Linked DNA regions of Homo sapiens: regions 1, 2 and 3 are each linked to region 4. The links are chromatin contacts, found by Hi-C or POLR2A ChIA-PET in ENCODE. All regions are on one chromosome and are shown on one strand. The core of a region is the stretch at or near the end of the contact, and the rest is flanking DNA. Distances in the headings are between cores, read along the strand shown. Region 1 holds the start of GRIPAP1 (GRIP1 associated protein 1). Region 2 holds the start of CDK16 (cyclin dependent kinase 16). Region 3 holds the start of ZNF41 (zinc finger protein 41). Region 4 holds the start of ZNF182 (zinc finger protein 182).

Region 1 (3,297 bases), core at 500-2,999, 1.0 Mb before region 4:
CGAAACAACTTGGATGAATCTCAAAAGGATTATGATGAGTGAAAGAAGCCAGACAGAAAAGGATACATCCTGTCTCATTCTATTTGCATGAAACTCTGCAAGAGAAATGTAATCCAGTAACAGGAAGCCAATCATTGGTTACCTGGGATAGGGGGTGGGGTTTGGGATAGGATACAAAGAAATCAATGTTCCCTATCTTGCTTGTGATGGTGGTTACAAGGTTGTATACATTAGACAAAGCTCACTAAATTGTACCCTTAAAATGGGTGCATTTATGTATATAGACAGATCAATAGCGTTATCTTTCAATAAAGTCAATTAAATCAAGAAAGAAATCAAAGAGTCCTGGCTGGCAATACTTTTCTTTTTCTTTCTTTTCTTGGAGACAGAGTCTCGCTCTATCCCCCAGGCTGGAGTGTAGTGGTGCGATCTCGGCTCACCGCAACCTCTGCCTGGCGGGTTCAAGCGATTCTCGTGCCTCAGCCTTCCGAGTAGCTGGGATTACAGGCGCCCACCACCACACCCGGCCAATTTTTGTGTTTTTAGTAGAGATGGGGTTTCACCATGTTGGCCAGGTTAGTCTCGAACTCCTGACCGCAAGTGAACAGCCCTCCTTGGCCTCCCAAAGTGCTGGGATTACAGGCGTGAGCCACCGCGCCCGGCCCTGCTGGAAATATTTTTCCACAGCAGGGAAATCATTAAATTCTACGAAAATAAGAAGGCTGGGCGCGGTGGCTCACGCCTTAATCCCAGCACTCTGGGAGGCCGAGGCGGGCGGACTACCTGAGGTCGGGAGTTCGAGACCGGCCTGACCAATATGGAGAAACCCCGTCTCTACTAAAAAAAAAAAAAAAAATTACCCGGACGAGGTGGCGGGCGCCTGTAATCCCAGCTACTCGGGAGGCTGAGGCAGGAGAATCGCTTGAACTCGCCAAGCGGAGGTTGCTGTGATCGGATATCGTGCCACTGCACTCCAGCCTGGGCAACAAAAGTGAAACTCCGTCTCAAAAAAGAAAAACAACAACAACAACAACAACAAAAACAGAAAGAAAAAAGAAAATAAGAAAAAAACTACACTGAGATACCATTTCTTACTCTCAGATCGGTGAGGGTTATAGTGAATTCTAATACTTGAATGAGCCTGGTGTTTCACCACCCTGGTTTGTTTTTTGTTTTTGTTTTGTTTTAATGTAGCTTTTTCGTTTGATTCACTGTCACTCTTTCCACTCTGCTATTTTTATTGGTGGCTAAGTCCTTTACCTAACGTGACATGCAGTATCATGATAACAAAATAAGTGTCAAACCTTAAAAAAAAAAAAAAAAAAAAAGGCCAAAGGCTTTACAAGAGGTGGGATTCCCCTTTGGGGTCTCCCGGAGGAGGGGCGGGAACAAGACCAGAGCGAAGCTTCCGCTTTCATTTCTATGGTTATTAAGTTACCCATTCTCATTAAAGGAATACCGCGGAAGGGTGATTTTCTGTCGGCAAAGACTTCCCTAGCGACGAGTCCACCCATGAAACGGGGATGTAATAATGTCGTATCACAATGGGTGGCCTAGAAGAGTCCAAAAGCCAATCAGATGACTTACATTCGGGTAGAACGTTGTATTACAGTTCACCTGACTCGTCGGTTTCGTTCTCTTCTCTGCGTCTCCAAAATGCTGCCCTTCGGAATTAGGTTCTACCCCCTCCATTCCTGGCCAGTGGTTTGGTCCGACCTTAATACTGCCAGGAGGCGCGAGCTGCGTCTGCGCAGAAAGCTGGCGGGGGGGTGGGGGGAGGAACATGGCGCAAGCTCTGTCTGAGGAGGAGTTTCAGCGGATGCAGGTGCCGCTCGCGGTGGGAAAGACCACCCGGCTAGGCGACCGGGGGCGGGGTAGCGAGAGGTCGTGCTATCAGCTCTGAGAAGGGGTTGGTTGGGATGGACCCTGAGTTTATGGGGTGGGTCTGGAGAAGGGAAACTGAGGCTCGGAGTGGTGAGACTATTGGATTCCGAGATACTCTGCGGCTTTGAAGGTTGGACTCTGTTAGCATTGTGGGCTGGGAGAGCGCCATTAAGTAGGCGGTACCTTACTCAGACCTGGAGGGGACGAGACTTTTGGGCCCGTGCAGGGGACACCGTCGGCGGGTGATGATAATGGGCTTTGAGGGAAGGAGATCCTGAGAAGGCGAAACCATTTTGTCTGGAGAGGAAGGAAGCGGGTGTTGGGTCGTTTGCGTCATGGTGGTGGGAGCCCTTGAGAGGGCAGAACCATTAGCGGGTGGGAGGTGGTAAGTTTTGGGGGAGATACCACTGTGCCCGGGGATTGGGGAAAGACCCCAGATGTTGTCATTGTTCCTGGGAGGTGGAGATCCTGTGCCATTGGTGGTTGGTAGTGCATCCTAAGAGGGGGCGGCACCATTGGATGATTAAGGGTGATCCCATTAGGCCTGGGGTGAAGAAGGCCATGAATGGGTAATACCATTAATCCCATTAACTGGGGGGAGGACCAGAGGGGTAAAAGATTGATACCTTGGACTACAAGGAGGGAAGATCACTGGGCTTTGGGGAGGTACCCCCACTTGATTCTTTTGGGGGGACTCTGAGATGCAATGAAAGGCCATAGCATTGCACTATGAATGGGCCCTTGTTGAGAGGGTTCCTCACTGGGGGGGGGGTCTGAACAGGGTCCTGCATGGGGAGGGGAGGAACTCTGAGGGAGGACAGGTAATCCAATTGGTCCTTGAATGAGGGAAACCAGCTGTCCCTGTGTGAGGGACACTGAGAATGGAAGGGCGAGTTGATTAACCCATGAATGGGGAAGACCACTGTCATCTGAAAGGGATTCTAAGTGAGTAAGAGTCATCCAACTGGCCTACCCAAGGCCTTGTAGAGGCCTACCCTGAAGGGTGTAGGGCCATTCCCAATGGATCATGACTGGGGAGATCTTGAGGGGAGTGGGAATACCCTTGAATGAGGAACATTGATCCCACTGGGCCATGAATGAGGGAGAACTACTGGGCTTTGTTGGGGGGCAAGTCTCGGGGGGTACAAAGGATATTCCACTTGGACCAGTACTTGGAGAGACAGATCACTGGGTCCTGGAGAGGACAGGAGTAGGAAAGATTCTGTGAAGGCCAAGCCCTCTGACCTTGAGCAGACTACCAGAGAACAGTGAGTGGAGGCTGGTGGCGTGGGAGGGAGGGAAAAGTCCTGGTAGGGGAAGGAACAGTAAGTTCCTTAATGGGAAGGAACCGGCCTTGCTGGGTAGAACCAGCCTCAGGGTCCTATAGGGCTGGTAGGGAGGAGGATGCTTAAT
Region 2 (2,944 bases), core at 339-2,838, 790 kb after region 4:
ACATACTCTGGTCCTCCGCGGACACAAGGGCACAATCTTCACAAGGTTCTGATGCTTATTAGCATATTCCAGACTTCACACAGCTGACTCTCGAAATGGCACACATTGAAGTGCCTCTATGTCTCTAAACCCACATTAGCAACCACCAGTACTTCTATTACCCTGCTCCTTCCTAGTGTGCCCTCGAGACTCACATTCCCTGTGTCCATGGACACACTCACACCTCACATCACCTTTACCCTTCGTCCACTAAGCCTCTGACAGTGCTAAGACACTTCCCCACCACTCCTTCCTGGGCCCAGACAGACACGCAATTCTCATCTCCTTTAGGCCAGGCTCAGGTATTCCACAGTCCTTCCTCCGTTAGATACCCTCAGGTCCTTCCTCCACTCTGCCCTCATTAGCATATACTGGGTCCCAAACTACCTAGACCTTCGAGGCCACAGGCATACACCCTCTACAGCCATGACCCCCACTGGCGCACACACCACACTCGAGTCCTTCAGCTACCTGCCCTCCACAAGCACACACTGCATTCTCACACACTGCAGGCCCCACGGACAGACACGCAGTATTAACACCATCCAGGGCCTCATCGCCACGCACCAGGCCTCAGAGCCCTGACCCCACCAACACACGTTCTGGTACCTGTGCCACCCTGTCCCCCATGAACACACACCGGGCCTCTCTGCGGACATAATCCCTATGAGCATGTCTTAGAACTTCCTCGACACCCTACCCCCCGTTATACACCCTCGGGTCCCTCACCCGCTCCGCACCCCGCCCTCCTTCCACAAGCACACACGGGGCCTTGAACCTTACACGACTTATTGGCGTGAGGCTTACTGCCACATGCTCCGACCCCCATCAGCAACCCCCCCAAGTCTTTCACCCCATTGTCACCCATTTCCACACCCTTTGGTCCTTTGACTCCCCCAGGTCCCCATTAGCACCCACAGCACTACCCAACCCCAGCTCCCAGGACAGGCCCAGGGCGGGGCCAAGGTCAGGGAGGCCCCAAATGACCCCCCGCCCCGGTGCATTCTGGGAAATTCGCCGGGGGTGGGGGCACCTGCCAGCCCCGCAGCCCAGACCCCTGGGCACCGCCCGAGGTGGGTTCTGAAGGAGGAGGGGCAGCCTCCACGCCTCGGGGACGCGCTCACCGGCGGGGGCGCGCGAGCAACCTCAGAGCCGCGGGGCCGGCGCGGCGGCGCCTGGGGCGGCGGCCCGGGATGAGGCCGCGCGACCTCCTTCTCCTCCTGTTCGCCGCAGGCGCCCGTCCCAGTAGTCTTCAGCCATGGTTGCTGGGCCCGGGCCGCCGCCGGCTGAGGAGGAGGAGGCGGCGGCGGCGGCGGTGGCTGAGGCGGAGGCGGCGTCCCGCTCAGCCGGCCATGAGCTTGGCCGCTGCGGGCGATGCCCCCGGACTCGTTGGCGCCGGCTTGAATCCGAGTGCTCACGGCGGCTCGCGGCACAGAGCGGTCTGATCGCGGAGTGGCGGCGGATCCCAGGGCCGAACAGCCAACGGCCCAACCGCCGCGCGCGCCGCGCTCCGCGCATGCGCACGCAGGCGCTCGGAAGGGTGAAGTGGAAAGGAGGGGACTCACCTCGGACTGCATGTACCAAAGGACCCGTCCGCAGCGGGAGGGGACGCGGCCATCGCGAGCCCAGAGGAGGATGCGGCGCCAAGCCGGAGACGGCACCAGGGAGAACTGTGGAGGCTGTTTAGTACTCAGTTCCGATCTTGGCAGAAGTTTGCTAGCGCCTAGGTGAGCAGTGGCCAGTAACCTGGCGCGTCAATCACCACTCGTTCCCCCTACTCGGTCTCACTTGGTACATCCCCATGGTGGCAAACGGGACTTTTGCAAGGAGGAAAAAAGACAAATGAAGCACTCAGTTCTAGTCCCTTGAGGTGCTTGGGGAGGAAGGCATTTTAAAGGTTCGCGAGAAGATGACTTTTCGAGGAGAGGCAGCCTGAAGAGTTATTGGCCTTTACCACCTTAGCTAGGACGGCCTATCCCCGCCCAACTGCCCCCTCCACCGCTACCTCATTCCCGTAGTGAACGTGTGCAGCCCCGCCCTTTGAGGTTGTCGCCCAGCCAATCTGATTTGCTCTCTGTGGCGAGGCCGAGCAAGAATAAAGGGCGTGGCTGACTGAAGAGGCGTGATTTCGCTCTCTACCCGACTCCGCACGCCTCCGCCCAGGTTTCATAGGTTTTCACCGTCGGCGGGGGTGGGGTCTCCTTTTTGTTCTGAGCTCCTCCTTCGCTATAGGCCGAATATTCCGCAAGGTGATTGGTCATAATTGCGCTCAATCGAGTCTCGTCCCGCCTTTAGCCCGCCCTCCATCTCATACAGCGGGCCTCCCGGGGTGGAACCCAGGCTGAGAAAGAAGGAAAGAGGCGGATCCTTAGAGGCGCAGGAGCCGCTACTGCGCATGCTTGGAACTTCGAGCGGGGCGGAGCCTCTTTTCTGCCTCACACGAGTATTTGCATAGGCGCCGTGCGTTGGATTTTCCTGCCACCTCTCTTGCCCGGCACAGCCCCTCCCGTGCCTCCCCTCACTCTGAGGGTTTTTTGTTTTGTTTTGATGTCAGTCAACACAAGTAGAACACTCCGCGGTTTTATTTCCATTTTATTTATTGGGCGCATGTTGTGTGCCAAGTACTACCAGGCCGACCTAATCCTTCACTTCCTTCTGCCTGGAAAACCACACTATCCCCAAGTCCAGCTCAAAGGGCTGCAACCTCCAGCAGGCCTTCTGGCACATCCTTACACTACCCTGTTCCAAGGCAGCCTCCCCGCCTCTTCCGGGCTTCCCTTTATGGCAGCCTTGATCACAGCAGTTAGGATTTTCAGTAAGGTTTACATTAGTGAGATTTCCCGGGCCATGATGGGAGTGGAAATATTTGACAAAGATAAAAGTCCTCGCCTTGGCATAGAACAGG
Region 3 (3,393 bases), core at 340-2,839, 520 kb after region 4:
TTAGTTGAGATACCACGCCTGGCTATTTTTTTTTTTATTTTTAGTAGAGATGGGTGCTGGGATTACTGTGCCCAGCCCATATAAAATTTTTCTAATTGCACATTTAAAAAAACATAAAATGCAAAAGACAAAAAGAGTTTAGGGAAAAATACTGCAATGTAACTGACAGATGGTTAATATCCTTAATGGACAAAGATGTTAATATCTCTAATGTAATATCCCTAATGTACAGTGTAACTGACAGACTGTTAATATCCCTAATGTACAATGTAATTTGTACACTGTTTACAAATTGATACGAAAAGGAAAAATCACCCTAAAGAAAACTGGACAAAGGATATGAACATTTGCAAAAGAGAAAAGCCAAATGGCCAATAGACCAAAACAATCCTCAATTGCACAAAGTAGTCAGAAAAATACAAAATTAAAGACAGCATCAACATCCAGCGCTGGAGGGGATTTGCCTTAATGAACTTAATGATTTTGCTGGTAGGACTAGGAAACTTTATAATCTTTTGGGGGAAGGAATTTGGCTATATCTATTCAGTAATGAAACCTGCAGTTAATAATAAAACTTCAAAACATAGGAAGCAAAAATTGAATAGCACAAGGAAAACCTGCCAGTACAGTCTCTCTCTCTCCTCTCTCTCTTTCTCCCTGCCACATCACCCCCAGTTGACAAGCTGAAGGGAATTATCAGGAAACACACATTTTAAAAGGCCCAACGCACAAGCTTGAACCAATAGAGCCGCAGAGTACGATAAATCCAACAACTAGAAGATACAGTGTTTTCAATCAAGGCACAAAACCATTTTTGAAAGCTGGCCTCGTACTTGAGCCTTAAGGCAAGTTTCATCAAATTTCAAACTCAACGTTCTTGGGCCACAAGGCAAATGGGCTTAGAAATCACTAACACAGGGATTAACTTCTTGTTCGTTTGCGGAAATGCAAAATGGTGTTAAGACCTGTAACATTTTCTGCAGTCCCTCTAAATTCCTTCTTTGAATAATCGATTCCTAGAACAGGACGCGACGGACCAAGCTGGGTCAAACTGCCGACAGCTCCATTGGGCAGCATGTCCACCCCTGATGACCAAATCCCACCAAACGTGCAGCTGGCACTCGGCCGCCTTTGTTTCCTTCCCCTAGAATAAAACTCCGCTGCTTTCCCACGTTCCTGGAGCAGCAGCCGGAATAAAGCGCCCATGGCCTTGCCCTTTGAGTCTCGGAGGATGTTTGCCACTCCAACAATGGACTTTTAAATAATTCAGGGGTCAAAAGGCGTGTGTGGGGGGGGGAGAAAAGTTACAAATCAGCACTTGAAACCGAACACAAACAAAAATCAAACAAATCCGAACTAATATAACAAATCAAAACTTTGATCTTTAGAAGAAAACTTCAACCTTAATGCTTCCAGGAGGAAAGCAGAAAGGATAATGACTGAATTGTGAAAACGAGCCAAAATGTTCCACCACTGATGTCACACACACCTATGACTCCCTGCACAGATCCACGGTCCCGGGCGCTGAATCCCCGCAACCCTCTGCGCCCACAGAGGTTAAACTCTCGCTGCTGGCGACTTCCGCTTCCTGGCCTAAATCTGACACGCACGACTCCCCCCGCGGCAACTGCACAGGTTCGGTGACAGCCGAGACGCCGAGTGTTTCCCGCAGCCGGCCGGGGTCCAGGTCGGAAATGTAGCCAGTGGGGCCGCCAGGTGGGCTCCAGACGCGGTGGGCGCGGGGTCCCGGCCGCCGCGGGAGAGGGGTCGCCGCGTCCCACAGAGCAGTGCGGCGGCAGGGGCGGGGGCGGGTGCGTCTCGCGACCTGCTCCTGGGGGTGGGGGCTGGGCGATATTTAAAGAGGCGGAGGCTCCCCGGTAGGGACGGCCTGAGGCCGAGGGCACCCTGAGGGCGGAAGAGGCAAAGCGCCTCGCCCGCCGGGGCCTCGGAGGTGACTAACTCCTAGAGGCTGCGGCGGAGGGGAGAAGCCTGGTGGTACATTCCATGGCCCAGTGCCTCGGCCACTGGAAAATCCCACAGGGGTATATCGAGTAGGGGACCGCGGGCTCCGCGGCAGAAATGACCGCCCTTCCAAGATGGCGGCTCCCGTAGAGACACTCCCAAGGAGACAGCCATGTTCCTTGCCTGAGAGTCACTGAAGGAAATTGGAAAGCCCGCCTCTCCTTCGACGCACACGCGCACGCGCACGCACGCACCGGCGCGGTGTAAGGGCACCCACCAGGTGTAATTGTGGGCGAGCGGCCGCTTCGGAGCTGACACTAAGCATGTGCAGATCAAGTCCAGAAGCGCCGGGGTTCCTCGAAGCAGTTTTCAGGACTTAAGGCTCTGGGAGTGAGTTTAACAGACGGACTTAGGGCCACTTAAGCATTGAGATAAATATGGAGATGTTATGACATGGATCAAGCATTAAGATAATTATGGGGATGTTATGACATGGATTTTGTACTCGAAGATGCTCAGTAGGATGAGTAAGGAGGCTTCTCTGGGGTCATTTATAGGGAGGTGCAGAATGAGTGATTGGGGTTTGTGGGTGAGTGATGGGTCACTAGAGAAAGTTGATGGGTAGCCTGTGGGATGAGTGTTGGGGACACCGGAGTGAATAATAAGGGGGTCTGTGGGGTGAGTGATACAGGGTCTCTAGGGTGAGTGATAAGGTATATGTGAGATGAGTGATGAGAAGTCCGTGGGGGTAAGAAAGGGCTGTGCGGGGTGACTACTGGAGGTCTGTGAGGTGTGGGATGGGGTTTATTGGGTGATTGACCAAGGTTCCTGCTGGGTGAGTGATGCGTTTCTTTGGGACTAGTGATGGGGGGCTGTGGAATCAGATATGCAGCTTCCTGGGGTCAGTGATAGGTGGTCTTTAGGTCTGAGATGAGGTTATTTCAAAACCTACTTTTGACTTTGTTGGTCCTCCTGTATCTTTGTTTCTCTGTCATTAATATCTGCCCTTAACTTCGTTATTTCTTTTCTGTTTTTTAATTTTGTTCTCATTTTTAAAGTCCTGAATTTAATGCTTATCTTACTATCCAGTCATTTTATTTTATAATATAAACATTCAGTTTATAAATTTTTCTCTAAGAACACTTTAGCTCCGTGTCACATGTTTTGTTGTGGTTGCTGCTGTTCGGTTTTATTTTGTTTTGAGACAGGGTCTCACTCTGTCGCCCAGAGATGGAGTGCAGTGGCACGATCATGGCTCACTGCAGCCTCAACCTCCTGTGCTCAGTCGATCCTCCCAACTTAGCCTCCCAAGTAGCTGGAACTATAGGCATGTGCTGCCACACCCACTAATTTTTTATTTTGTGTAGACACGGGGTCTCACTATGTTGCCCAGGCTGATTTTTGTTTTAAAGATACAAGAATCTCTCTCTG
Region 4 (2,918 bases), core at 162-2,661:
GAGGGGCTGTATCACTGGCTCCTCTGCCCCCCAACTCCCACCAACCCTAAAAGATTTCCTCCTTTGTGTAGGTGTGTGTGTACAAGGTGGTTGGAGATGACGTTTAGGTGCTAGAAGGGGCGACACTTGATGGGCCCTAAAGGACCAGCCCTTTCTATTTTCTACCTCCTAATGCATTGAGAGAGTGGATAAATTGTATACCCAGGAGGTGCTGATGTGTCAGGGAGCAACAGATGTGAGTTCCTTTTTTACTTTCTTTCTTTCTTTGTCTTGTCTACTGGGAAGCTCCATTCCTTTTGTTGTTGTTGTTGTTTGTTTGTTTTTTGTTTTTGAGATGGAGTCTCACTGTGTTGCCCAGGCTGGAGTGCAGTGGTGTGATCTTGGCTCACTGCAACCTCTGCCTCCCGGGTTCAAGCGATTCTCCTGCCTCAGCCTCCAGAGTAGCTGGGATCACAGGCGTGCTACCAAGCCCGGCTAATTTTTGGTGTTTTTAGTAGAGACGGGGTTTCACCATGTTGGCCAGGCTGGTCTTGAACTCCTGACCTCAGGTGATCCGCCTACCTTGGCGTCCCAAAGTGCTGAGATTACAGGCGCACGCCACCGTACCCAGCCCAATATATGTGTATTTTTAACGTTACTATATAATGCTAGATTGCTTCAGACTGGTCTTTACAGATCGGATCCTTCTTATGGTTTCCCATATGTCCAGAATGAAATATGAGCTCCCTGGCCAAGGAGGCCCTACAGCACCTGGCCCCAGCCTACACCCCCTACACTCCCAACACACTGACACTGTCTACTCATCCAGAAAAAGCAACCTGTTAGCCACCACTTAATATACCCCTTCACCCCCGGTGTGTGTGTCCCACATCGCCGTTTATTTTTCAGCTTGTTTGTCTGCATACCGACCCACCGTCCTTCAAACGCTACAACGTAAACTCCCAGTCCTGGCCACTGGATGAAGCCAGTGGCTTTTCCCTACCTCCTACTCTTTGTGCACGCAGAGCAATTTAGCCACGCATCCCGCCTTCCCGTTATTTTACACCTGCAACCCTGTTGCTGCCCTCCAAGTTCAAAGTGCGAAATTGCCGCCTGCTAGAATCTTTTCCTTAGTTGGGCACTTCCCCTCCCCGCCCTGCCGTAAGAAAATTGGTGTCTGAAGTCTTAGGAGTGCCTGCCTCTGCATAACTAAGTAAACAACCGCTTTGCGACGCAGCCCCAGCAGCAAAAGGACACGGTGGGCACGGCCATCTGGCCTGGAGCAGTGACGTCACCGGCAAGGCTACCTTCCCTCTGCGCCTGCGCTGCGGCCCCATGTTGACTATTGGCGGACGGGGTCTCAAAGGCGCCACTGAGCGTGCGCAGAACCGACCCCTGCAGCCCTTTAGGCTGCGGTGCCAAAGAGTCGGTCCCGAAGCGGAAGTGCTTGTTGGGGCCAGGCTTTGTAACGGTCTCCTGAGCAGCGAGCAGAAAATCTGTTATCGAGAGAGAGTGAGGTTGAGGGGGCAAGTGCTAGGGGTCGTGGGCTGAGTGATGGGGAGTTCTGTGGGATGAGTGAAGTGGGAGTTGGGGGTTGAGTGATGGGGGACCGAGAGGTCAGTGGACGAGGTTCTAGGGGCTCACTGGTGAACAAAGTTATGGGGGCTAAGCAGGATTAAATGGGGCTTATTAAACTTTGACTTTTACACGTTTTCCAGCACAGTGACCTGCCCCTAAAGGTTCATGCGCATCCCTCAGACCCCTCTTTAGACGCGCCCCGCTTCTCCCTCTGCCCTCTCCCCTTGCCCAAGCCCCGAGGTGGGGGCCTGGTGTGAATGCTCCGGCCGAAGTGAACCTGCACCCCCGCACCCGAAGGCCTCTTTCCGGCTTCTGGGCAAGGCGGCCCCGGTGAGGTGAGCAGAAGGAAGGAGAGGCACCTGCGAGGTCTCACCTGACCCCGGGCCTCGCCCAAGTTGGGGGCGTGGGAGGAGGGGTAGGTGCGGGGTCTGAGGGAGATGGGGGTAAAATGTAATTGGGATAATAGTTTTAGAGTGTAGTTTTTTTTGGCATTTAATAAATAACATTTGAATATATAGATTAATTCTGAAATAGAGAAAAAGAAAATCAACAGGAACTAATTCTTCCCCCACACATTTAAATGTCCGTTTTTAGACATTTTTGGTGTGTATAGGGGTATGCCTTTTAAACATTTAACATATAACTTTAAAATGGATTCCCGCAGTTTTAAAACCTACTTTGTAATTCACCTTAGGATTTTTTTGTACACCTTTTAAAAACGTTTAGTTGAGATACATATACCACAAAGTGCATAGATACTGTACAGTTCCATATAACGCTTTTAACAGCTTTGTAGCATTTTATCTTTTATATTTTGTTATTATTAATCCCTTATGGGTCATAGAGGATCGTTTAAGTTTGGCATTATTGAAATCAATGCTGAGACGTGGGTACGTGCAGAGAAATTATGATACATTATGATAAATTATTTCCTTAAGGAAAATACCTACAAATACACTTTATGGGTCAGTACACAATTTAATATATGTGTATATAAAACCTTTTGTGTTCAATGTTCACATGAAGAGTGAATAATACACAGATTGTTAAAATCACATGGTTGCCCAGACTCTTCCAGAGAGCAGTCTGATGGCCAGCTGATGTGAGGGGATTGCTAGGCAGCTAATTCTGGGCACTGAAAGTCTGATGGGGTCTCCTCATCTGCTGTACTCTTCTCCACTTGTTCCAGCTCGGCCGTCACACATCTCTGCTTTTTCCCAAGAAGAGCAGGAAATGGCCAAACCCCAGGTAAGTATGTTGTCTGTTTCTTCATTCCTCTATTTTACTGTGGATGTGACGAAATATGTGGAAATCCCTGCCATAAAATAGGAAAGTATTTGTAAATAAGGATTGGATCAGGC

Evidence for each region. A loop is a pair of places that touch in the nucleus more often than their neighbours do. ChIA-PET counts read pairs that join two places held with the same protein, here RNA polymerase II (POLR2A). Pooled maps may share reads with other maps.
Region 1: a loop to region 4 is called in a pooled map, with 6 times the contacts of the local background. The contact joins the promoter of GRIPAP1 here to the promoter of ZNF182 in region 4. A Hi-C loop is called at or near these places in 4 of 50 pooled maps.
Region 2: a map with no recorded cell type shows a loop between it and region 4 (4-fold over the local background). The contact joins the promoter of CDK16 here to the promoter of ZNF182 in region 4. A Hi-C loop is called at or near these places in 1 of 37 single-sample maps with no recorded cell type and 2 of 50 pooled maps. POLR2A ChIA-PET finds 5 or more read pairs at or near these places in 1 of 52 experiments (MCF 10A).
Region 3: a loop to region 4 is called in a pooled map, with 6 times the contacts of the local background. The contact joins the promoter of ZNF41 here to the promoter of ZNF182 in region 4. A Hi-C loop is called at or near these places in 3 of 37 single-sample maps with no recorded cell type and 11 of 50 pooled maps.

Annotation. Positions count from the first base shown.
Region 1 is chrX:49,000,716-49,004,012 of GRCh38, reverse strand. GRIPAP1 (GRIP1 associated protein 1) reads left to right here and starts at 1,749. Exons shown (of 26, transcript NM_020137.5): 1 at 1,749-1,825. The coding sequence starts at 1,784. RefSeq lists a cis regulatory region at 1-358 and an enhancer at 1,631-1,740.
Region 2 is chrX:47,217,325-47,220,268 of GRCh38, reverse strand. It overlaps CDK16 (cyclin dependent kinase 16), which reads right to left and starts at 1,588. Exons shown (of 16, transcript NM_006201.5): 1 at 1,164-1,588. It overlaps LOC105373194 (a long non-coding RNA gene), which reads left to right and starts at 1,619. Exons shown (of 3, transcript XR_949047.4): 1 at 1,619-1,766. RefSeq lists silencers at 1,075-1,144, 1,155-1,264, 1,285-1,444, 2,145-2,254 and enhancers at 862-1,501, 1,645-1,714, 1,835-1,954.
Region 3 is chrX:47,481,418-47,484,810 of GRCh38, reverse strand. It overlaps ZNF41 (zinc finger protein 41), which reads left to right and starts at 1,589. Exons shown (of 5, transcript NM_001324144.2): 1 at 1,589-1,716. It overlaps LINC01560 (long intergenic non-protein coding RNA 1560), which reads right to left and starts at 2,095. Exons shown (of 1, transcript NR_126059.1): 1 at 1-2,095. RefSeq lists a silencer at 1,575-1,864 and an enhancer at 1,855-2,154.
Region 4 is chrX:48,002,482-48,005,399 of GRCh38, reverse strand. It overlaps ZNF182 (zinc finger protein 182), which reads left to right and starts at 1,411. Exons shown (of 6, transcript NM_001007088.2): 1 at 1,411-1,491; 2 at 1,698-1,892; 3 at 2,747-2,805. The coding sequence starts at 2,791. It also overlaps a transcript of SPACA5 not described here. RefSeq lists an enhancer at 1,486-1,795.